Regions from separate parts of the Homo sapiens genome. Here region 2 is linked to region 1. Evidence: read pairs that join two places in POLR2A ChIA-PET (ENCODE). Cell type or tissue: OCI-LY7. All regions are shown on one strand. Each heading gives the region's core, and the rest is flanking DNA. Links, peaks and the distances in the headings are about the cores only. Region 1 has its middle 12 kb from the start of IFT57. Region 2 holds the start of LINC00636 (long intergenic non-protein coding RNA 636).

The links. ChIA-PET counts read pairs that join two places held together with the same protein. Peaks named below come from ENCODE experiments on the same cell type or tissue, not always from the same donor. Only the 100,000 strongest peaks of a DNase experiment are listed, where the experiment ranks them.
Region 2: POLR2A ChIA-PET joins it to region 1 with 10 read pairs; 2 of 35 experiments call an interaction of 5 or more read pairs at or near these places.

The regions. Positions count from the first base shown.
Region 1 is chr3:108,226,875-108,242,696 of GRCh38, reverse strand. No RefSeq gene overlaps it. Among named protein-coding and RNA genes, the nearest start is that of IFT57, 12 kb to the right of the region's middle. In OCI-LY7, for the core only: a CTCF peak has its summit at 15,680; no DNase peak of the experiment used is centred there.
Region 2 is chr3:107,876,878-107,890,285 of GRCh38, reverse strand. It overlaps LINC00636 (long intergenic non-protein coding RNA 636), which reads right to left and starts at 7,081. Exons shown (of 3, transcript NR_015394.1): 1 at 6,980-7,081. LINC00635 (long intergenic non-protein coding RNA 635) reads left to right here and starts at 12,218. Exons shown (of 8, transcript NR_024276.1): 1 at 12,218-12,384. In OCI-LY7, for the core only: no CTCF peak of the experiment used is centred there; no DNase peak of the experiment used is centred there.

The sequences.
Region 1 (15,822 bases), core at 7,823-15,822:
ATTAACATATCAGCATTCCCAATTACCCTTCTACTTTTTGTAGTTTACTTGTATGACTTGTGCTGCTAGAGTCCTTTTACAATGTTTCTCATTTCCTAGGATACCTATTCAGGGTCTAGTGCAAGCCACCAGAGGCTTAGAGGCAGGATTGGTGGTGACACAGATCCCACAACTCTTGGCCCACTCTGGGTTCAACTATTTTTTTTTTTGAAACAGAGTCTCGCTCTGTCGCCTAGGCTGGAGTGCAATGGCACCATCTTGGCTCACTGTAACCTCCACCTCCCGGTTTTAAGCAATTCTCCTGCCTCAGCCTCCCTAGTAGCTGAGATTACAGGCACCCACCACCATGCCCAGCTAATTTTTGTATTTTTAGTAGAGACGGGGTTTCGCCCTGTTGGCCAGGCTGGTCTTGAACTCCTGACCTCAGGTGATCCATCCAACTCGGCCTCCCAAAGTGCTAGGATTACAGGCATGAGCCACCACACCTGGCCTTTTTTTTTTGTTTTTGTTCTTTTTTTGCATCAAATGCCAGAGCTCCAGTTTCTGGTGGGTGATCCAGGTTATGGCAAACAGGGCGCTAGGGAGACCAAGCCCTTCCGCCTCCTATGAAAGCCTGTCTCTCGACAAAACTAATTCCTAAAACTAGTCCCACAGTCAGCTATCTAGCTCCAGATTGCCCTTATCAGGACAGGAATGTCTCTGAATCCCCCAGATCACAAAGCAGCCAGGGACAGAAACACAATCAGAGATGTGCTATGCTTGGTCCAGAGAATTACCTTTCTAGTCAGCCCACAGGGCAAAGTTCACTTACTGCCCCAAAGGAATGTCAAACAAAAGGTCCCAGCGATCCATCAGGGTAGGTCCAAGCGACAATCCAGTGGGCAGGACACCAAGCTGGAGGTCGGTGGGAATGGCACCCAACCCCTCTCAGGCAACGTAAGTCAGTTAGTCCAGGCAAGCTGCCTCTGCCTACTGTTTCATTCGTAAGGAGCCTTAAAGGACTTTGGGATCAGGACCTGAGTCCCAATTCCATCTGGGTCACCAGAATTTTGTTACCTACATAGTGGGTTGGTTTGGACACTTAGCAGGTATCAACCAATGACCACAATGAAGGAAGGTTTAGCAAGGGGATTTTATGACTTGTAATAAGTAAGGAGAACACTGGTGATAATTCTCAAAGCAATGTTCCCCCAAGCTGGGGGCTGGGTCAGGTTTTATAAGCATGGGATAATGAGCTGTGACCTGATGGGATCTTGCAATGAGGTGATGCCAGGACGCATGATCTGACTGGATCCTGCCATGGAATGATGCCAGAGCTCTATCTGATTGGATCCTAGATCTTGTCATGCAATGTCAGCTTCTGAATTCAGTTCCCACTCTTTACGCACTTAGGCTTCCCCTGTGGTTGCACACTTGGTTCATCTGGGCATATGACCTAAGGTTATGTGACCTAAGAGTTCATGGCAACTGAAAAAACAATTTACAACTTTGTTAGATAAAAGTTGAAGCAGATTGGTCTGGTGCAACTACAAGCAGATATTGACAGAATATGTATATGATAAAAATGATCTAATAAATTTTCCTTATTTTTACAATAGTATATGATGATAGAGACTTTGGAAAATTAAAAAAGAAAAACATAATGCAATAATCATAATAAAATAACTTCTTAAAAATCTGATTTTTGTATGCATATATTTTTAGAACATGTTGTTTAACAATTTTCGGATCTACTTTTGTATTACATAAGTATTTTTCCATGTCATATCTTAAAACACCTTTTTCAATGTTGCCTAAATTAGCACCCATATATACTGTTAAGTATTAACTATGGACCACTGGACACATTAGATGATTCCAATTTTTTTCTATTATAGAAACTAATTAAAAATTCTATTTACATAAAACCTTGTCTGAGTTGACTATTGATATAGAAATGTTTGTATAGAGGGAGTATCAAAAAAGACAATATACTCTAAAATTCTTGATTTGCCTAGCAAATCCTTTACAAAAGGATGAAGCAAGGTTTTTAAGAAGCTGCTTTTTGGGGAGAAAGCATTTGTTCCTCTTGAATTAATTTCACTCTAACCAACATAAATTAATGTTTTTTGAAGTAGAAGTAATAGAAACTTTGGGAGAAAGTGAAAACACCTCACAATCTATTATAAGCAAAGAAAAGAATGTCAAGCACATTGTGAAAAATGTGCCAGATATAAGAAAGGTTTATTTCAAAACATTAAGAACATTGAAATGCCAGATAATCTATTATTGTGAAAGGCAGTTCCGTCCTGATGGGAGACTCAAACTAAACTCTGGCACCTGAATCACTTAGCAGGTAAAAGAGGAAAGAAAAAAGAGAAACATGTAAACAAATTCAACAACTCAGATTATAGTTTCAGGGAACAGGATATAACAAAAAACAATAAAGATTTGCATTAGGAAGTTGAAACTAGGTTTGCAGAAAAAGACAGCAGTAAAGACAGAATAGACTTTACTGCTTGAAAAATATTTTTAAAAAGTCATCAAGTGAAAGAAAGTAGAACTGTTTAATTTTGATTTTATTTTCTCTTCATAAAGGAGAAAAATCTTTACTGTAAGGTAGAATGGTATGAATAGGAAGTCAAAGCCCAGGATGAATGGAATGAAGTGAAAACTATGGGAGCAAAATTCACATTGCAAAATGTCACAGGGAAGTGTAGTTAATCTGACAAGCAGTAGCTTGTTAAATAGAAATAAGGTGGCTCTGAATTCTTATCCATAGCAACAAGATGCAAGCTAGGAGCAGTGACTTTCCTTGGAGGATAACTCCTAGCTGCATTTCAGAGTCAATGGCGGAAATTTAAAACATACAGACGTACAGCCTCCATCCAAACACCTACGTCAGAAGGCCCATGGTGGAGGATGGGCATCTGCATAGCAGCACAACTGCTGTTTGATGAACCAGTTTTCAATGGACCAGGATCATTTATACCACGTGTTTGAGAAGACTCCCATCAAATGGTAAATTTCGTCCCTAAAAGGATTAATTAATTAATTCTCAATTAATGACATGGGCTTCATAGCTAGAAACTACCAAGGACAAATAGGTATCACAAAATACATGTATTTCTGAATATACATTGAATGTTTGTATTCTCTTAAGACTTGGGTAAATTCAGTAAGTTTCTCAAACTAAACAAAAATCTTTATTTTTGCAGTCTTAATTGATGTCAGACATAGCTGCCCTGCTTCCCCTCTCTCCATAATTCTTAGAATTGGCCCCTAGTTGGGATATAGCTACCCAACCAGATGCTTTCTGGAGTCATAATACTTTTCAATATTATTTTAAGCTTTCAACCCAGTAGAATTTATGCTAAAGCAACGTAGAAGAGCTATTATCTCCCATCTCCACATATATATTCTCTCTTTGATCAGGCCTGCCAGAAGTGAGATAGGAAGATCATGGAGATAGCAAGCCACTTGGCTCTATTCCAGTCTGACTACAAAAACAAGGGGAATACAAGAAAGATAAAGGTGTAATCCTACCAATCTTCAAGAATTACAGGACTAAATCCAATAATTAGATTCTGCACAATTGAAGGCCAACCTATTGCTTTATTAAATCAATTACAAAAAGTATAGATTGGTAGAAAATCTGTTTTTCTAATTGTAATACATCCTTGTTTTGTCTTTAAAATTGTGTAAATTTCTTAAATTACTGAATTATGCAAATTGTCACAGCAAAATCAACTTCATAAATAAATGATATCTATTGCGGCAAAGGACTAAAGTGAGAATTTTGTATTTACTGATAGGTCAAAGCTAAGTTGCCAATAAGGATTTCATTGTGATATAGCTTTGTCCTGAGTTTTAGCTAGTCCCTGAGCCAATTTATTTTAAATGGTGGATTTTCTTATTTTCCCAACTCATTTTAGTTTGGAAAAACTGGTTTCATTCTGATACCTCTGAGTTCTCCAAACAATATCACAAATTAGCTAGCTCTTCATGTATAAATCATATGGAGATTAAACAAACTCAAGGGTAATTTGATGCACAGCCATAAGATGTATTTTGCTTTAGTTTCATTCATTTCCCTTTGCTTCTTTTGTTACTTTGCATGTTATCCATCGTGCAGATAGAAATTAAATACTTTAATCTATAATTCAATATTTATTTACATTTTGGTAAGATTTTGAGAGAGAGATATGACTAGTAAAATGTGAAATAATTTTTCTGAACATCCTTCAGGACAAAGTGTTGTCATTCTTCCTAACTCTCCTACAGTTCTCTTACCGTGGTAAACACATGGCTCTTGATTGCACTGAGAACACCCTTACGAAGTCATAGCTTACCTATTCAAGGCCATTTAATTGCTTTTGGGTAAGAATTCAGTTCCCTAATTCCCAGTTCATAAAGGCCATTTCTGGAGGCAAGTTTAGGTTTTGTTATTTTGGAATTATATGTCAGATTGTTGTTGAAATGTTTATCAACCACCTCAGAAAAAGAAAGAATTCTGAAACAGCTCCCTATAATTTGTTATTTGGATAATTCCTGGATTTCATTAACCTGGATTTAATTTATAATAGATGAGAGATCAAAGAAATCCTAGCTCTTATGGTATGATTTGGTCCACATGAACTTTAGATTTTATTTTTCTACCTTATACACTATTATATATGTTAATTTTGTGTCCAAAGTAGATTTAAGAGAAGAACAGTCAATTGAGGGCCTATTAAGCACCTGTGTACCAGGTGCAGGGAAAGAAGGAAGACTGAAACAGAAGTAAATAGGCAATACAATACAATACAATACAATAGTATTGTATCTTCAATACAAGTTGAAGATGGTTATGATGAGTATAAATCCAGGAAGCTAGCAATGGCAGGAGAGCTGAGAAGCAACAAATCAAGCTGCAGGTTTTCTAAACCTTCCTTACAGGAAGACTGTTGGCTGGTTGTGCTGCCTTAAAAAAAAAAACTGCCACGAAATTATTTGGTACTCCTTCCATCAAAAGGTGAGTAGAGAGTGGCCAAGATGGTCAACTCGAAGCAGCTAATGTGTGTGCCTCTCACGGAGAGAAATGGAAGGGTGAGAAAATACAACACCTTCAACTGAAACATTCAGGTACTTGCACTGGGACTAATCAAGAAAACAATCTGACCTATGGAAAATGAAGAAAAGCAAGACAGGACCTGGGAGCAACATGGAGCCAGGGGAACTGCCTCTGCCCAGGCAGGCGTTGAGAAAATGTGCAACCCCAGGAAACCACACTTCTCCCATGGATCCTTGCAACCCTTGGATTAGGAGATCTTTTTGTGAGCCCACCCCACCAGGGCCTTCAGTCTGACACACAAAGCTATGTGGAGTCTTGGTGGAGCAGCTGCTCAAGCATGTGTGGAGACCCTGGAGCCTTAAATACTCAGACTTTCCAGCAAAAGTAGTTGCAGCTCTGGCAAAGTGGGAGGGTAGACCCCCGTACATACAGTGGAAAAGATTGAATCCAGAGGGCTGAGCAGTAACAGCCTGCAGGCTGTACTTCCATTGTGCCTCAGAAAATCAGACCCACTGTCTTGGAATTTCAGCCACCCACCAGTAGCAGTATTGCACCTCTGTGAGAAGGAGCTCCTGTGGGGAGAGGTGGGCCTCCATCATTGCTGTTTGGGTGCCTTAGCCATTCCAGCCTTCAGGCTTTGGAGAGTCTGAGCCGACTAGGGGTAGAAGGGATCCCCTTGCAAAGCACAGCTCCTCTACCAAAATGTGACCAGACGGCTGCTTTAAGTAGGTGTCTGATCCTATTCCTCCTCACAGGGTGGGACCTCCCAACTGGGGCCTCCAGCCAGCCCCACTGGTGTTCTCCAGCCAACAGAATGTTGAATTCTCCTTGGGACAGTGCTCCCAAATGGAAGGGTGGGCTGCTATCTTTGCTGTTTGGGAGACTTAGCTGTTTCAGCTTTTGGGCATTGCAGTGTCTGAGCAGACCAGGGGCGGAAGGGATCCCCCAGCACAGCACAGCTGCTGTATAAAAACATGGCCAGACTGCTTCTTTAAGCGAGTCCCCAATCCCATTCCTCTTCACTGTGTGGGACCTCCCAACCAGAGCCTCCTGCCACCCCTGTTGGTGTTCTCTGGCTGAAAGAGATTTGTAACCTCCCTGGGATAGAGCTCCCAGAGGGAGGAGCAGGCCACTATCTTTGCTGTTTGGACAACTTAGCCATTCCAGTCTTCAGGCTTCGAAGTGTCTAAGGTGACTGGGGGCTGAAGCAGAAATGTGAATCAAAACCACAATGAGATATCATCTCACACCAGTCAGAATGGCTATTATTAAAAAGTCAAAAAGTAACAGATGCTGGTGAGTTAGTGGAGCAAAGGGAACGCGTCTACCATAAAAACACAGGCACACAAATATTCATTACCGCACTATTCGCAATAGCGAAGACATGGGATCAACCTAAACGCCCTTCAAGGACAAATTAGATGAGAAAATGTGGTATATATACACCATGAAAAACTATGCAGCCATAAAAAAGAACAAGATCATGTCTTTTGTGGGAATATGGATGGAGCTGGAGGCCATCATCTTTAGCAAACTAAACAGGAACAGAAAACCAAATACTGCATGCTTTCACTTATAAGTGGGAGCTAGATTATAAGAACTTAAGAACACAAAGAAGGGGACAACAGGCACAGGGGTCTACTTGAGGTGGGAGGAGGGAGAGAAGCATAAATGATAACTATTGTGTTATCACAATAATACTTGGGTGATGAAATAATATATACAACAAACCTCCATGACATGTGTTTACCTATGTAACAAACCTTCACATGTACCTCCAAGCCTAAAATAAAAGTTTTTTTAAAAAGGTATTTTCGTTCCCTCCTCCTGAGACTGAGTAGGCTTATGACCAATACAATACAGTGGATGCTATCATAAATGATGTTCCTTTCTCACTGGAATGCTTAAACTTGAAGCCCTAAGAAGTCTCACTACCCTGAAGTAGGCAGAGATATTTTAATGCTAAGCTAAGGCAAATCAATTTTGTAAGTATCAGTTCCCTGATGGAGAAAACCTGGAACTGAAAAAAGAGACTGAATATTCTGAGGAGGTTGACTCTACAACCTTCCAGATCCTGTAAGATTGCAGAGGTAGCCCACCTTTCCTTAGTAAGAACTAGTACTTCTGGAGCATCTCCCAGCACAGCAGGAGTCTTGCCCATATAAGGCAACAGATGATGCCCTGGAAGGCTACCTCTATTACCTCTCCTTAGCTCCCAGGCTAATAACTAGGGTTAAATCCCAGTGTAACCCACCTGGGGATGTGCTGGGCCTTATAAAGAAGGAAAGAGACTTTATACCTAAAGAATTATGTGAATGAGCGGGCATATATGAGCAGGAGTCAGTGAATTCCTCCTGAAAGTGGATTTTAGAAGTGCTTGATCAAAAAGGCCAGAAAGTACAACTGCATAAAAAGAATTCATTGACTTGGGAGCACTTTCTCAAGACCCAGGATTTAACACCCTAGCAAGGACTCCAGGGGATGGGTAAACTTACAGCTGGTGTAGCTTCTAGAAGCCTAGCCAATTCTCAATAAAGTGGGAATGTTCAAGGTGCCCTAGAAGTAGGGAGATGAAGGAGTTGAGGCTGAGGAAAGCAGACATGTAGAATGGATATACGCCATAAGGCCAGAAAACCCACCAGAAGATTATGTTCCTCAGAAGGGCCTAGAGAACACACCATTCCCCAAGGCCATCAGGAATATATTGGTGATAGGAGCACTAGCACCACTAAGGAACTCTATGATGGTTCCCTCTGTAGGCAAGGGATGATGATACTAGAGGCAGTCACATAGCTGGCCTGATTAATATCATTAAGATGATGGGGCCTTGATGTACTAGAGGCCAGATGGCAGCACTTATTATCAGGAGGCAGGAGGCTGTAATTACCATAATGACTGGCAAGGCCAGGGGGCGGCCAAGGCTGCTTGACCCACAGGGAATTGTGGAGATGGTTAACAGAGCATCATAGTTCTAGGGGCAAAACAGATGGGCAGTTAACAAGGGTGCTGCTTAACACTACAATGAAATAAAGACAAGAATGGAGGAGCAGGATGCTGGGTGGCTGCCCAACAATGTCACAGTTGCTTGCTTGGTCAGTTCCCAGACCACAACAAATGTTCACATCTATAACCCATAGGCTAAAGAAGGGCCTGGGGCCTTAGAAGAACTCTGCCTCACCACAGCAACTATGTTTCATGACAACAGAGTCCTTGAATGCATGAATAAAACTGATACATTTGGCAAGTAAAGTAATCCCCACACTAGGTTTCTAGCCTGTGGAGTAAGAGCTGTTACAGCGGGAACAGCCAAATGGAAACCTCTGAAACTGCCATCCCAAAGCAGTGAATAAATAACAATATAGTATCACCTGGAGAGGCAAGGCAAATATATGTGACAGCATTAAAGATCTGAAGGATGCAGGAATCGTGGTTCCTATTGTATCTCTATTCAATTTGCTACTTTGGCTCCTTCAAAAACCAGATGGCTCCTGGAGAATGACTGTAGACTATTACAGAATCAACCAAGAAGTATCCTAGTTTGTAGCTATTGTGCCCAGCGTGGTATCCTTGATAGAACAAATATGTCCTCAGATACACATTATGCAGGCACTGATCTAGTGAATGCATTCTATTTAAGCCCAATCAGGAAAGAGGATCAGAAACAGTTTGCATTCACAGGAATAGACACTATCTATTTAAAGTTTTCCTCAGAGCTGTGTTAACTGTCCTGTCCTCTGTCATAACAGAGTCCGAAGAGATTTGGACCTCCAGGACATTCCATAGAACATGACACTGCCCCATTATATCTGTGACATGATGCTGATTGAGTGGGAGCAAGAGGTGATTAGTATGCTAGAGGCCTCGGTAAGACGCGTGCACTCTAGAGCATGAGAAATTAACCCAACAAAGAGTCAGGTGCAGTCACTTCAGTTAAGTTTTGGGGATGCAGTGATTGGGGGCCTGCTGAGACAACCTCTCCAAAATAAAAGACAAACTATTGTATCTTGCATCTCCTACACAAAGAAAGAAGCACAGCATTTTGAAAGCCTTTCTGGTTTCTGGAGGTAACAGATTCCAAACCTAAGAATATTGATCTGGCCCATATATAGGATGATGCAGAAGGCTGCCAGCTTTAAGTGGGAGCCCTTAGACTGCATGGCAGCATAAAGCAAGCACTTCCACCCAAGCTTGCTTCCCTTTACTCTTCACTTGTGAACAGCCTTGCATCAAAATCTGACTGTGGTCCCTTCCCATGTTCTATCCCAGGCAAATAGCCTAATAAAATTTTTACATATCTAATCCCATTTTGGCCTCTGCTTCTTGGAGGACCCAACCTAACATAAATACTTTGAGAAAGGTCACAAAAGATAAAAGAATAAGAAATCACTGCTTTTTTTTTTTTTAAGAGGCTATAGAGGAAACAAAAGGGAGGACTAAAATTTACAGTATGAAGAGAGGATAATTATATAGGGTAGGACAAAATGACGACAGAATATGTGTAGCATTCCTATCATTAAATTTTCTCCAGTTTCAACTGGGGAAGACCCCTTGTCTGGCATGAGGGGTTAATCATAGGGCCATTAGCATGACTTTAGTGGTATTGACTGCAGAGCCAGACAAAGGTGTAAAAGATACAGAATCCAATCAGCCACCATTAAAATATCATTAAGAATTGTGACTCAGCCAGACAGGAAGATTGTTAAATAAATGTTTCAAACAGATAATAAAGGATTAATACAGGAAGTTAGTTGCTGCCTGGGTAGAGGGTTGCAATCTCAAATCACAGGAAAGTAATTTAACTAATTTTATTTAATTAGGTGATTTAAGGGCCAAACTTGAACCTATATGAAAACAATTTAGTCTTAAAACTATGAGCATAATATTCTCCTTTTAATGATGACTATAATAAAGGGTCAGCAAGTCTGTTTCTTGATAGGAAGCACCATCCTGGCTATATGCAGCCACCTTAACTCTTGAATTCTAGTCAGAGATCTCTGGGCTATAAGCAATGTCAGCTTGTTGGATAGTTACTTTACCTTGGTTGTTATTTATTTATTTAAGACAGAGTTGGTTGGTCTTAACTGGTTGTTGCCCAGGCTGGTCTTGAACTCCTTAGCTCAAGAAATCCTCCTGCCTCAGCCTCCCAAAATACTGGGATTATAGGCATGAGGTACCATGCCCAGCCTATCTTGGTCATTATTTATTGATCTGGTAACCTCACCTCATTTCAGATGATAAAACAATTCCCCAGTAGAGGCAGATGTACCAAGAGAGTAGCGCAGTTTATGTTCCAGGGAGCTTTACTTGCATGCTCCCTTCCAAAGTACTGTAGCTGATTTCAAATTCAAAATTTGGTATTTTTTATTAAAAATTATGCCTCCCTCACCCCCACCCCTACCAACTGTATAAGCTTCAAGCCCCACAAAGCCTGAATCTGTCCCTGGCGTTTACACAGCAAGCTAAGAAAACTGAATATTGTCCTGAATAGGGGAACCATGTAAGAATGTCGGGTAGTACAGAGGCATGTCCATATTTGCATTTCAGGAAGATTACTTTGGGAACAATGTAGACAAAAGACTGAAAGAGGGGTAGATCTGGAGGGAAAACTATAAGGAAGCCGTCATTGTATTCCAAGCAAGAATAAAGATCTTTTGCTTTTTATTTTATAAAAAAAGTTGGTGTTTCCTTTGAAAGAGCAAGATCCTCTGAGGCATTTCTAATTTTACTTATAAAAGCTCCCTCTTCCCATTTCAGAAGTATTATTCTTCCTTCAAGAAGCTGAGGAGATTAAAATCTTTCACAGTGTAATAGTCTGTTCTTGCCTTCAGAAAGTAAAATATGAAATTTTCATACTCTACAGTGCTAACTTACTAGCATAAGGAAAATAGCAAGTGTTTGTTTTAAAATAAAATGTCAATGTAATAATAAAAAAAATGAGTTCTTCTGTGACCTTCTTAGCCCAATAAGAGACTCAGATAGTACACACTGTATCCCTGGATGATATGCTCAATATTATCTATTAAAAGTATATTTAGAGTATATATTTCAAGATTAAATACATTTATAGTTCATCTTAAAAAATAAATGTACAGTAATCAAGAAGACTGAGAGAAAGGAAAAGGTGGGTTGTTCTACCAAAGAGCAAATCTTACTCTAAAGCCACAAAAACAGTTTTAGACAGCATAAAAATAAGCAAAAATATCTACTGAAGTCAGTTTGAAGTTTGAAGTCTAGAAATGGACCACATGAGCTGTCTTAGTTCATTTTGTGCTGCTCTAAAAGAATACCTGAGACTGAGTAATTTATAATAAACAGAAATTTATTAGCTCAGAGTTCTGGAGGCTAGGAAATCCAATATCAAGGTGCTGGCATCTAGCACGGACCTTCTTGCTGTGTCCTCACATGGCAAAAAATGAAATGGAGAGATAGAGCAAGAGAGGGCTGAACCCATCCTTTTATAGCAACACCAATCCCACCCATGAAGATGAAGCCTCGTGCAGCCTAATCACCTCTTAAAGGTCTTACCTCTTAATACCATTACAATGGAAATTAAATTTCAAAATGACTTTTGGAGGGGTCACATATTAACACCATAGCATAAGCATAAACATTTCACATTAATAGAGAAAGAATGAGCTGGTAGATGGTCAGCCATTTTTGCACAACTCTATGAGGTAAAAGGAAAATCATTATTGACTTCTACTTTATGGTTAAACTATGGGGAGGATCTCCCCTTCTTTCTTGAGGCTTAGATAACCATAAAGTCTACATTCAATTGTCTACTCTTCCTCAGAAAGTTGCTATTATAAATCCATGCTCTGCCTTGTGGTACTGGGTAGAAGGAAGAAAAGGCTTTTACAGAGCTTATAGTATTCCTCTGAAGTCTGTAGTAACAATTAAAAGAAAAAGTATACACTGGGCATGTAGATCAAGCAAAAGATCTAGTAAAAATTATAAGTTGTTAGGAAGTCACTAAAAATATTTTAGTTTATGCCTTTGATTTAGGACTTTTTTGGGGTGAGTTCTTTGGAATGAAATTAAACACGTTCCAATTCGAATTCTTACTGGATAGACATGTTGCTTCTAGATCCTGGAAATACATGACTATATCTGGCAGACCCCTTACTGAAGTTCTTAGCCAAAGAGAGTCAGCTTATACCCCTGTACACCTAGGCAAAATGGTAAACAGCACCAGCCTCCATATTAGACACAAAAGAAAGGAACCATCACTTTGCTCTGAAGTTTGCCTCTCAAGGCAGGATACCTACTTCAAATATATTGCTTCTTCTACTAATTTCCCTTGCCTAATTCTTCCTGATCCTTCCATGCACAGGATAAAAATGAGACTCCAGAGAGAGGAAGTACCATAGGCTATGGGGGTACAGAGGGGAAGAAATCAATTCTGTTTTTTGGAGGGGTTAAATAAATGTCTGGAAAGCTTTCATCCCAAACACTCTCTACTTCTCTAACATACTATGTTTCAGTTGCCAAGTACATGTGTCTCTGCATTAAAGCATGAGCTATTTGGGCATAGACACCAGGCCCATGAGTCTTTGCATTACCATCCAAAACCCAGTGCCTAACATATTATATGTGCTAAAGTGTTTGTTGTACCAAAATAAATACATAAATACATAAATCTTAGAAAATACTTTCTCCCTCTCTCTGTAGTTGCCAAAAAGCCAAAATCTGATCCCTGGATCTATTAGTTTGGTTTTTCACACTCTTACCTTCAGAAAGAAAAGAATCTCTCATTAAAATCTTACTAGATGCAAATGCAAAATGGATTACTTTTTCTCTTCAGAAGCAAAATGTACAGGTGTGGAGTAGGAATTCGTCTCCACAAATAGGAAGGAGCTACGAATAAAAATAAGGCATTTGGACTTAACATTTTATTACCGTGTAATGGTTTGGGCAACCGTTTCCAAAACCTCAAGATAAGGCGCCAATAACTATCTGTGAAACAGGCCATCAGAAAGTCTGGCATACTGTGCATTCAGATTCAGAGTTGTACCATGAAAGTATGATAATTACACAGGAGGTAGCATCTAGCAGATTCTGCTTTCGTTAGGCTCTAGGGAGCCCTATTAAGAGAGCTTTCTCCTATGACATTTATTTTTAACACTACTCTCTGTCTTAAATCTAATTTTTCCTTAGGGGAAGAATGTTGTGCCAGACTGTAAAATAAATTGAATCTTTTAAATCTAGCCCTTGAAGAATAAACCAATTTCTATTTAACCTTCAAAACTCTGACAGATCACATCAATCCTTCTTGTTAGTACCCAAAATGTATCAAATCAAAGTGTTACTAATATACATGATGCAATAGAACTCTTATCAGGAAACTAGGCTGAATGTTTCAATATTTGCAGTTACTTATATGCTATTTTTCCTATCTGACAGTTTGTATGGTTTGTACCTTTAGCAACCTTATTTTTTTTTTATCTAAGTTACACTACTTCAGTACATATTCCACATAAAGAAATTCAGAAGAACCGTATTTTAACGTCAACTACTGTAGCCAAAGCTGCTGGTGCCTGCCCAGATTCCTCTTTCATCAGGCTGCTGTACTCACTCTCCAGCTGCTATGAATATTGGCTGTTCAGTGTTCACAGCTGCATCTTTTTCCAGAAAATTACCTTTGGCCAATAAGAGCCACCCCAACCACAGATGTCTAGGGAAGCTCACAGTTTCCAGTGATACAGTGGTATAAAGACTACCTTTCTTACCCCAAAGTGGGCCAACTTCATAGTGCCTTTCATGCCTTAGAGAATATCTCATGGTGTCGGTTACTAAGTTCTGTTGAATCTGCTTCCTAAAGTCTGTTAACTATCATATTTTCACTATTGTAATTGCCACTCATCCTAGTTTAGGACAATCTCTCATTGAACTATTCAAATCACCTTCTGAATCAATTTTCACCTTTCTGTAGTCCCTTCTCTATATTATTGCCAGAACTCTAAAATGCAAATTCGAATGTCATCTACTCCAGCCCCCACCAGCACACACCTACTTGAAACCCTTAAATAATCATACACATCACTTACCCAGGGATAGTAACCTGAAGTCACTTCATACATACATTTTGTTTCTCCCTGAAGAAAATGACACCATGGAGCCAAACAAAGCCTTGTAATATGTACAATATAATTGGATGGCATTTATCTACCTTGAGAGCAAAAGTCAGCTGAAGCAGTTAACTATTAGGTCAGTGCAAAAGTAATTGCAGTTTAGACAAGAATTCCTTCTATGCTTGGCTCAGGAATCTCGCAGTATTAATCCATTGGATGGGGAAACTTCTTAGTCTTAGACTGGGATAATTCTTTCCCAGGCTGAATATATTTTAATCCTGGAATGTTTTGACATGAAGTACAGCAATGATGAAAGTAAGCCCATAGCAGTGATAATTCTGTTGAAGAATGATCTGTGCATATTTGATATTTAAGTATCTAAAGGTTGAAATTTTGGCCTATTAAAGAAACAGGCTGACTTGTGACTCCAGTTTATAACATGTAATTGAATAACTTTGACTTTTGGTTTTACATTGAAAGCTATGTTTACAAACAGGATTGGAATACTTAATAGAGCTTATCCACTGCATTACCCACCCCGCCACTACTACGCCCCTCCACCACCTCTTTTTCTTTTACTTTTAGATTTAGGGAATTTATCAGTATCTGGAATGGTTTGTCAGCCATTAAAGAGAATATAATGAGTTTATAAACAAGTAAAACCTCTACAGGAATTTAAATTGTAAACCACCCCCCACCCCCTTAAATAGCTGTAACAAATTTACTACATTTATAAATTGAACAAGATTTGAATGTCAAACTAAAAAGTTCAGAACAAGGCCTCTACATTTTGAACTTTAATGTATTAATAAATATCTTTAACAACTAAAGTGGCCCATGAAATATTTTCTGTGCAAAAAGGTCACCCTCAAGAGCATTAGGATCTCACACTGACATACAAATCTAGCTTCAGATCCTTGCAAAATCAGAACACATTGCAAAGTTGGGCTGCACTCTTGCCTGACAAAAATGCCCCCTCCTTGAGATGGTGCATGAATTTTCAGGGTCCCCATAAGTCTCTCACACACATGTCACTCATTTACCTTTACGTGCCTGGTCCTTATAAAGGCATTTGCAATTTCCATTCATGAATTTAGAGCAGTGGTTCTCAATCAGGGTGATTTGCCCTCCCACCCCCGCCCCCCGCCACCCACCCCCACCCCCGACCAGAGGCCATTTGGCAATGTCCAGAGACATTTTTCGTTGTTACCATTAGGGGTGGTGCTACTGGCAACTAGTGGGTAGAGGCCAAGGATGTTGCTAAACATCCTGCAATGCACGCACAGTCCTCCAACAATGATCCAGCCTGAAATGGCAATAGTGCTTAGAATGAGAAACTCCAACCTAAACGAACCCACCTACAATCCTCTAGAATGGCAGAGGCTTTGCAGTGACCTACTTGTGTATCCTGGAGATTAATCCATTGATATTACAGGGCTCACAAGTATCTTCTTTATTCACTGTTTATAAAGCCCTATTTTGTATCTGGGTTCTTAAATTTTTATAAGTTTCTCTTTTTAAGTCTTTTACGAACTCCTTCCCTACATTGAGGTTAAAGATACTGCTTTCTTCTACACATTACAAATATTTTACATTTGTCTTCAATCCATCTGAAATTTATGTGATGGAAATCATAGATGTAATTTTATTTCCATATGGATAGCCCATAGTTTTAATAGCATTTTGCGAATAGCTCATTTTTCTCCACTAGGAGGTAAC
Region 2 (13,408 bases), core at 4,037-12,036, 350 kb after region 1:
TTTTTGAATAAGACTGTGAGTAGGAATTTGCCATGTTATAGGTTCTATAAAACTCTTGGTACCCTAAGGACATCTCACAGATGGTAATGGTTATTATCACCCATAAAAGTACCAGTGATGAGATCATCAGAATACTGTCCAATCTAAATCTTAGTAAAATAAAAAGTATTAACTAATATAAAAGCAAAGTACATGAAAGTTAATTATATTCATCTGCCAGAAAGTTTAATATACATATACAAGTATTACTTATAATAACAACTGGGCTTAAATAGGGTAAAGGCTCAAAATATTTTTCATCTCATTCCTTTGAAAAGTACCGATTTTATTTTAGGTAGATGAACATAAGAAAGGAATAAAAAACACCCTCCACTTTAATACTCAGGTACTTTTCAAGAACCATCTAGCTGTTGTTCTAACTGCCTAAAAATAAAAATGATTTAGGAGTAAGAAAGTTTGAAACAATCTTTAAGTCAAGTAGTATATAAAAGCAATTACAGGGGGTAACATGTTCTACGCTATGTGGAGAAAACTGTATAAAAATGTCCAAATAGTAGCAATAAAAAGACAATAAACTTCATCCTCATGACCAGTCAGGAAATGAAAGATCTTTGTACAGGCTATGCTTTGAAAAAGTTAAAAGTGCTCATGAGTTAAAGACATTGCTGATCATTACAGCTTCCTAGAAAGGATAAGGGGGGGAAGGTATATACAACATAAAAGTAGTCGTTTTATAACTTTTTTTCCATTTCTTTGTACATGGGATTTCATGAGGAAAATAAAAGGCACATGGGGTTTGTTCTCATGTTTAGGTGCAAGCAAGCTCTGTACAAAAGTGACAGTGTAGTCACACATCCTTGTCCTCCTTTATCATATTTTCTGCACTTATACTTCCCTTTTGTGTTGTACCCTCTGCCTCTGCATGGTGCGAAAGCTTCTCTTTGTAGATCCCACCTGTACCTGTCTCCCAAGAACAACTCTATGTCTTTGTCTTCTCTATTCCTGTCTTTCCCTAGCAGCATTAACCTACCCCGAACTCCATTCTCTTAGTCTTGCTAAGTAACTTGCCAAAAGGATAAATCATATAAGCCAAATATGTCTCTCACTGATAATAGCAAAATGTGTTATCCAACCTAGAAGACATTTCATTTTTTTTTTTTTTAATTTTTTTTTTTTTATTATACTCTAAGTTTTAGGGTACATGTGCACATTGTGCAGGTTAGTTACATATGTATACATGTGCCATGCTGGTGCGCTGCACCCACTAAAGTGTCATCTAGCATTAGGTATATCTCCCAATGCTATCCCTCCCCCATCCCCCGACCCCACCACAGTCCCCAGAGTGTGATATTCCCCTTCCTGTGTCCACGTGATCTCATTGTTCAATTCCCACCTATGAGTGAGAATATGCGGTGTTCGGTTTTTTGTTCTTGTGATAGTTTACTGAGAATGATGGTTTCCAATTTCATCCATGTCCCTACAAAGGACATGAACTCATCATTTTTTATGGCTGCATAGTATTCCATGGTGTATATGTGCCACATTTTCTTAATCCAGTCTATCATTGTTGGACATTTGGGTTGGTTCCAAGTCTTTGCTATTGTGAATAGTGCCGCAATAAACATACGTGTGCATGTGTCTTTATAGCAGCATGATTTATAGTCCTTTGGGTATATACCCAGTAATGGGATGGCTGGGTCAAATGGTATTTCTAGTTCTAGATCCCTGAGGAATCGCCACACTGACTTCCACAATGGTTGAACTAGTTTACAGTCCCACCAACAGTGTAAAAGTGTTCCTATTTCTCCACATCCTCTCCAGCACCTGTTGTTTCCTGACTTTTTAATGATTGCCATTCTAACTGGTGTGAGATGATATCTCATAGTGGTTTTGATTTGCATTTCTCTGATGGCCAGTGATGATGAGCATTTCTTCATGTGTTTTTTGGCTGCATAAATGTCTTCTTTTGAGAAGTGTCTGTTCATGTCCTTCGCCCACTTTGAATCTCACTCAAAGCCACTCAACTACATGGAAACTGAACAACCTGCTCCTGAATGACTACTGGGTACATAACGAAATGAAGGCAGAAATAAAGATGTTCTTTGAAACCAACGAGAACAAAGACACCACATACCAGAATCTCTGGGACGCATTCAAAGCAGTGTGTAGAGGGAAATTTATAGCACTAAACGCCTACAAGAGAAAGCAGGAAAGATCCAAAATTGACACCCTAACATCACAATTAAAAGAACTAGAAAAGCAAGAGCAATCACATTCAAAAGCTGGCAGAAGGCAAGAAATAACTAAAATCAGAGCAGAACTGAAGGAAATAGAGACACAAAAAACCCTTCAAAAAATCAATGAATCCAGGAGCTGGTTTTTTGAAAGGATCAACAAAATTGATAGACCGCTAGCAAGACTAATAAAGAAAAAAAGAGAGAAGAATCAAATAGACACAATAAAAAATGATAAAGGGGATATCACCACCGATCCCACAGAAATACAAACTACCATCAGAGAATACTACAAACACCTCTACGCAAATAAACTAGAAAATCTAGAAGAAATGGATACATTCCTCGACACATACACCCTCCCAAGACTAAACCAGGAAGAAGTTGGATCTCTGAATACACCAATAACAGGCTCTGAAATTGTGGCAATAATCAATAGTTTACCAACCAAAAAGAGTCCAGGACCAGATGGATTCACAGCCGAATTCTACCAGAGGTACAAGGAGGAACTGGTACCATTCCTTCTGAAACTATTCCAATCAATAGAAAAAGAGGGAATCCTCCCTAACTCATTTTATGAGGCCAGCATCATTCTGATACCAAAGCCGGGCAGAGACACAACGAAAAAAGAGAATTTTAGACCAATATCCTTGATGAACATTGATGCAAAAATCCTCAATAAAATACTGGCAAACCGAATCCAGCAGCACATCAAAAAGCTTATCCACCATGATCAAGTGGGCTTCATCCCTGGGATGCAAGGCTGGTTCAATATACGCAAATCAATAAATGTAATCCAGCATATAAACAGAGCCAAAGACAAAAACCACATGATTATCTCAATAGATGCAGAAAAAGCCTTTGACAAAATTCAACAACCCTTCATGCTAAAAACTCTCAATAAATTAGGTATTGATGGGACGTATTTCAGAATAATAAGAGCTATCTATGACAAACCCACAGCCAATATCATACTGAATGGGCAAAAACTGGAAGCATTCCCTTTGAAAACTGGCACAAGACAGGGATGCCCTCTCTCACCGCTCCTATTCAACATAGTGTTGGAAGTTCTGGCCAGGGCAATCAGGCAGGAGAAGGAAATAAAGGGTATTCAATTAGGAAAAGAGGAAGTCAAATTGTCCCTGTTTGCAGACGACATGATTGTTTATCTAGAAAACCCCATTGTCTCAGCCCAAAATCTCCTTAAGCCGATAAGCAACTTCAGCAAAGTCTCAGGATACAAAATCAATGTACAAAAATCACAAGCATTCTTATACACCAACAACAGACAAACAGAGAGCCAAATCATGAGTGAACTCCCATTCACAATTGCTTCAAAGAGAATAAAATACCTAGGAATCCAACTTACAAGGGATGTGAAGGACCTCTTCAAGGAGAACTACAAACCACTGCTCAAGGAAATAAAAGAGGACACAAACAAATGGAAGAACATTCCGTGCTCATGGGTAGGAAGAATCAATATCGTGAAAATGGCCATACTGCCCAAGGTAATTTACAGATTCAATGCCATCCCCATCAAGCTACCAATGACTTTCTTCACAGAATTGGAAAAAACTACTTTAAAGTTCATATGGAACCAAAAAAAGAGCCCGCATCGCCAAGTCAATCCTAAGCCAAAAGAACAAAGCTGGAGGCATCACACTACCTGACATCAAACTATACTACAAGGCTACAGTAACCAAAACAGCATGGTACTGGTACCAAAACAGAGATATAGATCAATGGAACAGAACAGAGCCCTCAGAAATAATGCCGCATATCTACAACTATCTGATCTTTGACAAACCTGAGAAAAACAAGCAATGGGGAAAGGATTCCCTATTTAATAAATGGTGCTGGGAAAACTGGCTAGCCATATGTAGAAAGCTGAAACTGGATCCCTTCCTTACACCTTATACAAAAATCAATTCAAGATGGATTAAAGATTTAAATGTTAGATCTAAAACCATAAAAACCCTAGAAGAAAACCTAGGCATTACCATTCAGGACATAGGCGTGGGCAAGGACTTCATGTCCAAAACACCAAAAGCAATGGCAACAAAAGCCAAAATTGACAAATGGGATCTAATTAAACTAAAGAGCTTCTGCACAGCAAAAGAAACTACCATCAGAGTGAACAGGCAACCTACAACATGGGAGAAAATTTTCGCAACCTACTCATCTGACAAAGGGCTAATATCCAGAATCTACAATGAACTCAAACAAATTTACAAGAAAAAAACAGACATTTCATTTTAATGGCTTATGCCAAAAAGAAAATAACAAGGCCAAAAGAGGAAAATTCCGTAGCTTTGTTTGAAATTTTTTTCAATTAAACTTTCTTACTCAGATTCCTAAACCCTCCCTAATTCAACGAAATCTCGACTTTTTAGTCTCATCAACTAGTTCCACGTGAAAACACTAGATGTTAGAGTCTGAGATCTCCCTACCTGAAAAGATGCTTTCATATAAACACACACACACACACACACACACACACACGCACGCACATGTTAAAATTTAATAAACTGAGTCTTTAAGCCGAAGTAGAAATTTTCTGTGATTGTATTTGTTTTTTATTTTTGCATAAAAAATTACTGCAAACATAGCAACTTTAACCAGCATCCATTTATGAGCTCAGAGTTCTGTAGGTCAGAAGTCTGGGCAGGCCCAATTGAGTTCTCTGCTTAGGGTTTCCTAAAGCTAAAATCAAAGTGTCAGTTTAGGCTCTTCTTTGGAGTCTCTGGGGAAGAATTCCTTCCAAACTCATTCATACTGTTGGCATAATTCCATTCCTTGTGGTTATGATGGAGATCTCCATTTCCCTGGAGGCTGTCACTTAGGGAACCACTCTCAGCCCTTAGAGGCCACTCTCAGCTCCTTCCCCTGGGGCTGTCTCCATCTCAACAACAGACAGCTTCCTGCACATTCCTTCTCTCTCTTGCTTTACTCTCTGACTTCCTCTTCTGCTACCAGCCAGAGAAAACTCCCTTCTTTTAAAGGGCTCATGTGTTTAGGTTAGGTCCACCTGGAAAGCTTTCCTGTCTTCAGGTCAACTAATTACTAACCTCAGTTACTCTGGAAAATCCTTTTTTTGCCACGTGAGGTAACATAATTTCAGGAGTAACACCAGGGGGCAACGTTCATTGGGACCATCTTAGAATTCTATCACAGTGATCTTACAGAAATTTGCTTACAACACTTTTATGGTCTTCTTCATTTTTGCCTTTTAGTGTAGGTGATTTTTGTATATGTCTTGGCTCTCTCTACTAGAATGATAACAACTTAAGAGCAGAAAAGATGTTTTTGTTCTCCAAAAATTACTTTGGGATAGAGCTGAGACACACAAAAAAAGAGGGTGCTGAATTTCTTATGTCAAATCAGGCAGCAAAGATGTAAGTTACAATATAGCTAGAGAATTCAGATTCCATCTATGGAAATCAAATAATACAAAGTTGAAAATGTAGGTAAAGATGAAACTTGACAGACACATGATAAATTGAGTTGTGAAACTAAATTGTATCCCAGTTGAGATCTACAAGCTTGGAGTGTGCCAGGGATGAAGCAACTAAAACCAGATTATAGGAGGAGACTTGGAAGGTATTATTTGGTGGCTTAGGAAGTACCATTCTTTAAGTAACACCTAGATAGTGTCCCCAGGCCACAGTCCCTACCCCAACCTGAGTTGGTAACCTTCTGATGATCCCAAGTTTTACACAAGTAACCACAGCAGGCCCTTGATGATGGTTACTTGGGTAACCATCCTCTTAGTTGGGTAACTAAGTGTCCAACTCCAGGAAGTATAGATTTAAGTGGAATTGATTTTTGCATGTGTAAGCTATTTTATAGTCATTGTGTTGCTTCATATATGCTTTATCTGCTTTAAGATGTTTGAAATGGATAAGAGAATCTGCTTTATTAAATTTGTCTAATTTATTAAATTTATTAGATTTTCACAAAGATTGCAAATATCTTGCATGTTAGACTTGTAAGTTTGCTTAATAGGTGTTTGAATTATTTGGGAGAACTGGTTTTCAAATTGGTAATAATTGTTTGAAATGTCTAAAAATATCTAGTTAATAAAGTTTCTATATACTGTTAACATTTGAGAGATCTGATCCATAAAATTTATAAACTAATTGAGCATTAATTAAATAACAAATGAAGTTAAGTGCTTAAAATTCTTACACCATTATTAGATTTGCAAATATAGCAACAAGATTTGTGAGTTAAAAGTAAAGGCTTATAAAAACTAAGTTATAAAATTTATACCTTTTGTCAGTTCAACATTAACACAATCATAAGAAACTATCAGCATTAACTTCTGTGCAAGAAAAAAAGTCACATTTTGGGAACTAAAAACCCAATTACCATTATTAAACACTGAAGAGCAATATAACTGAAATGGAGATGAATCATCATAGCTATCATTTATTAGTTCCAACCACATAACAGTTCTGTGATAAGCTCTGCATTTGTGAGTTTGTTCATTTGTTTGTTTTTGAAGGTCAGAGATAATATAACTAAAGTATCTTGCCTCTTAAGTATATGTTAAACTGAACTGACAATCTTTTTAAATCTAAAAATATTACTTCACATACCAATCACAGTTCCTTTGCTCACAGGTAACAGAAAATCGGTCTAACTGTTTAAATCATAATAACAGCAACAACAGTAATAATATAAAGATTTTGTGGTTCAAGTAATTTAAGAAACCCAGAAATGGAAGGAGGTGTACTACTTACTTGGATCTCCCTTCAAAAAAGAACAAACTATCCACGTGTGCAGGATGCCGGTAACTGACAGCCGCCAGCCAGTGGGCATTAAGGGTCCTCTACAGTGTTGAGTTGGAACAACAGTGTTGAGCTTTCTCGACAGCCCTGGCGAATAAGTACAGTGGGAGTACTAGTGTCTGGGCATTTCCGCCCATTGTCATACTCTTCCAACAAGCAGCTTTTGCTCTAGATCTCCCTTTGGTGCTGGCAGAGACTTTATGAAATCTGCATCACAGTTTGAGGCCCTTCCTGCCCAATCCTGCGGGGTTTCCCTTTGTTTTCACAGGTGTCAGGCCTGGATCAAGGTCTGAAGGGTTTTGCTGCCCATATATTTCCTGTGCCTTGCTTTTATCTTTCACAAACATTACCTCAATAAAGCTTGGACACTGGTAATTCCATCTCCATATCTGCTTACCAGATGACCCTTCAGGTAAGCTTGCTCCAGCAGTTTAATGATGTCCCAGGACCGACTTCCTTTCTGTGTCTCAGCCTTCCCCAGTGGCAGAATAGCCCTAAAACTATTTTGATAGCTTCACCATATCAACATAGTTACCAGAACAACTGGGGTGGTTGCTTCCTGATTCACAACCAGTGGATGAAGGGAGCATCTTTTTTTAGCATCCATGAAAGACAGAATAATTTTATTCTCCAGATGCTCCCCATCAAACATCTTCTCTCTTTTTGACAAAGTTTGGATCATAATGCCATCCCAACCACTGTAACTAGGGCCCATCCCTGGAGCTGCTGTGAGATTAGTCCCAACCAATCTGCATGTCCCCATCAGAAAGGGAACAGAGAGAATGAATGCTGGGGAGGCAATCACTAAATTTCCATGACTACGAACATAAGCATCCTCAAACAATATCACACCACGGAATTAGTCTCATGAAGACACCGCTGCTACTAACAATGTGTATAGAAATTGGAGCATAAACCACTAAGAATACAGGCTGTAGAGGCCAGAAACCATTGGAACTGCACCGCTGCAGTTTCTGGAAGCTGAATGTCCTGTTGCTTCTGTTCCCGGTGTTGCCAGAGTAGACTCTGTAGAGTTCTTCCTTCTTCAAGTCACTGTATTTAATTCAAACACGAGCTGGTGCATCCTGCAGGCAGAGCCTACAGCTTGAGCCAATGTACTGGTTTCAGGAGAAGCAAGGGAGAAACTGTCTATTTCATCCCAGAGTGGGAGAATGTCACCTGTGGCATCACATGCAGAAGATTCCAGATTCTGGATTCTTTTGCGTTTGCTTTAGTTCTGCTAAAGTCTCCTGTGTATGATCCTCAGAAAGACATATGAGGGTTTTCCTCAGAACCTAAATTCTGTGAGTAAAGAATGCACTAGTGCTGAAACATTTGGGGCAAGAACAAGCATCAGTCACAACCGTCAACAATCACTCTCAGTTTTAACTTCTTTGGGGAAGCTGGTTACCGTACTTAAAACACTTGTATTCCATTTTGTTTTGTTAGTAAGACAAAAATGTATTGCCTTTATTAATACCAAACCCGTAGACTTTATACAGAATAGTTGCACTATTACCTCACTATGCCTATAAACATTCATCCTGGAAAGATTAAATTTAGACCAGCAAATGTTTATTCAGCTCATAATAAATGCAAGACCTTGTGCTAGGCGCTGGGAGATGACAAATTTGTCTTAAATTGTCACTGTGGTGACTACTTAGTCATTATTTTAATTCCTTCATCATGGAAAAATTGGGTATTAACTATTCATGATCTACTTTTATATTTCACTGTCAATTTTCCATTATTTCCAATTCTACAGAACAGCTGCATAATCTTCACAATACATTTTTAGAGGTTAATCTTACTATAATTTCTCTTTTGTTCATATCACAAATATCATTTTGGAATCCAAGGCAATAGATTATTTGAATAGAAAATGCAGCTATTAAAGATGTAAATTATTCTTATACTCAAGTTATTACTATTATTTTTGTGACAAAGGAATGTTAGAAATTCACAAATGTTTGTGTATGTTTTAAGGGGATATACTGTTTATGCTTGCGTTTGATGCTAACATATTTAGTAAGTGTCAACAGCAGAGAAGCCTTATAAGAAAACATTGACCAGAGCTCTATTTTAATGCTACATTTGGCACAATCCTATACTATTTGAACTGGATAAAAAGGTAAAGGTCAGGACACATCTTTGAACTGAGCTTTGAATTGACTTTCATCTCCATATATTTGTCACTTTGTGACCCACATCAGTTTTTCCATATTGATTCTATATAGCCTTTTCATGTTATACTCGAATCTTTTCATTTCTCCATCTGAAACCAAATCTACCACATTTGATCACAGGGGTGATGAGGCTATACTTTTTACTTTTATTTTCATGGTGGTTAGCCATTACCTGGGTAAAGTTAGTAGTAACTACAGAAGAGGTAACAGTTAAGGCCTGCTTCTCTATAGTAAAACAGCCTGGGCCAGGCCTGGTGGCTCATGCCTGTAATCCCAGCACTTTGGTAGGCCGAGGCGGGTGGATCATGAGGTCAGGAGACTGAGACCAGCCTGGCTAACACGGTGAAACCCCATCTGTACTAAAAATACAAAAAATTAGACAGGCGTGGTGGTGGGTGCAGGTAGTCTCAGCTACTCGGGAGGCTAAGACAGGAGAATGGCGTGAACCTGGGAGGCGGAGCTTGCAGTGAGCCAAGATCATGCCCCTGCACTCCAGCCTGGGCGACAGAGTGAGACTCCTTCTCAAAAAAAAAAAAAAACAAACAAAAAAAACACCCTGGGTTTATCTGCACTAGCCATGTAATTTTAGGCATACCTAACCTCTGTAAGTCTTAGCTTTGATTCCTGAAAAAAAAACCCAAAAAACTAACAATAGTATATTTTCCACAGTTGACTGCTGGTGAGAATTAAGTAACATAATATATTTGAAGCTCTTTGGCTGGGTATGGTGTCTCATGCCTATAATCCCAGCACTTTGGGAGGCCAAGGCAGGAGGATCGCTTGAGGCCAGGAGTTCAAGACCAGCCTAGGTAACATAGTGAGACCCCCATCTCTATTTAAAGATGATGATGATAGATAGATGATGATAGATAGATAGATAGATAGATAGATAGATAGATAGATAGATAGATAGATAGATGGATAGATAGATAGATGACAGAGATGATAGATAGATTTCAAGCTTTGTCACACAGCCTGACAATTCATTTTTCTTGGGTAAATACCCATTTCTCTTTGGGTAAATACTTAGGAAATGGGTAAATATTTACCCATTTCTCTTGGGTAAATATTTAGGAGTATTTACCCATTTCTCTTGGGAGTATTTACCCGAGAGAAATGAAGGCATATGCCACCCAAAAACCTGTACACAATTTTTTAGCAGTTTTATTTATTATTGCCAAGAACTGGAAATAACCCAAATGTTCATCAACTGTTGAATGACCAAGCAAAATGTGATGTAGCTATACTATGGAATACCTCTCAGCAATAAAAACGAACAAACAACCAATAGACACAACAACATCAATGAACTTCAAAAGCATCTTGCTCAGTGAAAGAAGCCAGGCTCAAAGGTTACATATTTTAGGATTCTACTTATATGGCATTCTGGAAAAGGTAAAACTAGAAGGACCAAAAACAGTTCAGTGTTGCCAGAGTCTAGGGGTGGAGGTAGGAGACTGACCACAAAGGGGTACAAGTAAACTTTTCGGAGTGATGAAAATATTCTGTATTTTGATTGGGTACTAGTTACATGATGGCACATATTCATCAAAACTCATAGAACTGTACACTTTAAAAGGGTGCATTTTACTCCACGTAAATTATACCTTAAAAACCTGACATTTTAAAAAATCACTGATGATATCATTATATATTGATTAAACATTTTAAAAACATCCTCATGAACAGTGTGCCTAGCACTCAGTGACATTAATGTTAGTTGTTGTTGTTGTTACCATTGACTAAGGTGACAAAAGTATAGAAAAACAAAAATAAATTAGAAATAGTTTCATTTATTATAGAACCAAGATTAGGATCTAGTCAATGTAAGGGTCCAAAACTTTCGTTGATTCTATAAATTCAATATTTTAATTTAATCAAGTAAAATGTCTTGTGTACAATGTTGCTAAACAGTAATAATCATTACAAATAGCAATTCTGTTAAACAGATGTAAGCTGAATAATTAGGGCTGTGTGTGATACCACCTCAGATGCCAGAGTGACAAAGCCTTTCAGGAGTTATCAGGCTGCTTTTCCACCTGTCAGATGTGCACATCTAGAAAATCAATTTTTATCAATGCACTCTGAGATGATAACGTTATAGGAGACTGATTTACGTTAACGAATCTTAGAAGGCACTGATGTATAAACCCGATGTACAATGTGTCACTCAACAGAATGATAACTGCCACTTGGGTCACCACAGTACTGTGCGCTGATGTGATCATCACATTTTTTCCTTGTGGGCAGGTTTAAAGGGGGAGCCGAGCATTAATCAGCTTCCTCGGTGGGCAGGGGGTCAGAATAAGGAAGAGAAGTTAGTGTTAGAGGACACACAACCCAGGTCATAGTAAAAGTTCCACAAATCATTCCTGTTCCCATAATTCACCAGATTCAATGTCTTTCTTTATTAAACAATGTGGTATAGAAACCAATATAATCTTGTTGGTAACTCTCTTTTATGTAGATTTCATGTTCCTCACTCTTTAGTCTTTCTGCAGATCTGGTACATTACCATTGAGAGAATCAGCTTTCATGATGACAGTCACTTCTGTTCCTTCCTTCCTGAGATTTTGCCTTTATTGAATTTGGTGTTCCCAAGTCTCCTCCAATGCACACTTAATAGATATCATCTGATGTTACTTCTACAGATAATCTCATCCTTTCATGGATTGCTTTTGCTAGTTTAACAATCAAAGAGTGTTTTGGTTGCCTATTGCCCCATAACAAACCACTCCCAAACTTGGTGGTGTAAAATACCACCAATCATTTTATTATTAACTCCCACAAGTTTGGGAAGTTGCCTGAGCTCACTTAGGCGGTATTCACTCAGAGTGTCTCACACACTTGCTGTCAGACAATGGTTGACACTCAAATATTCTGAATGCTTGATGCTCACGTGGCTGGCATGTGGGCTGGGACCACTCAAACAGCTGGAATTTGGAACTTCTAGGGACCCTAGGAATGCTTCTTTGTCTCTGTGTGGTCTCTTCAGCATAGCAACAGCAGCGTAGCTGAACATCTTACGGATGGCCCAGGGCTCCAAAGGCTCGTTTCCTAAGTGAGAGAGAGCCTGGCTGAAGCTGTATTACCATTCATTCTCCAGCCTCCGAAGTCTCAAAGCATCACTTCCACCATACTCTAACTGTCAAGACAAACACAAAGGCCCAGGTAGGTTCAAAAAGAGGGGGAGTAGGCTCTGCTTCTTGATGCAGATGTGGCCAGGTTCTGGAGGAGAATGTGGGACAGGAAATATTATTGCAGTTCTGGAAAACACAATCTGCCATGAAAGGCAATCTCAACTTTCAGTTATTAGAGGACTGAGGGTATTTTATTACATACTAGTCAGATGCCTATTTTCAGGAGCACTGAATACTAAATATACGGCCCCTCAGCCCTGTGAGGTAGAGTGAAAGTTACAGGAACGGCAAATGAATAAATGAAGACATCAAGATGATTTACAAATTCATAAATTTCCCACAAAATATAATATATATATAACATAATATATATATTGGGATCTCTGACTCTGATCTAAATAGACAAATGTTTTTCAAAATGATACTTTGATTTAGAAAGAAGAATACACTATCGATGTTCCTTTTAAACAAGTATTTGAGTAAAAGCGATGTTTCCAATGTGTGTCAGAAAGTGAATACTTGTATATTTCCGCACGGTTAGAGCTGAGCTTTCCGAGCAAATTTTACTGGGACCCGGTTGAAAGACAGGTCTTGGAAGTGAAATGATGACTGACTAGATGGTAAGAGATTTTCCTTCCAGGAGGTTTGTGTTTTCATTTCAAGTGGGGGATGAGACCCAAAGCCTTTGAGACATTCCAGAGGTTGTAAACTCAGAGACGGTTGTGTCTTCTTTCCTCATGGAGACATGTATTTATATTTCAAAGAGCAGCAACCCAGAATCCTCCTTTTTTTCTCAAGGAGAATTTGTTTACATTAGGTAGATTCAGTTTGCTTCTCATCCTCAGAAGGGGAAATTTTATACACGCTCCCAGGTTCATATTTTTGGGGCTTCCTCACGACAGTACCAACCCCATTACATGTAGAGTGGCCTCCAGCTCTGTTCACATCACTCCAAAGGGAAGCATTGGGAAAAAGGGCAGCTGAGGAGATTGTTACTGTGAGTAACTAACAATCTCTCAGTCCCACAAATCTCATGTCTATATAAATACAGAAAT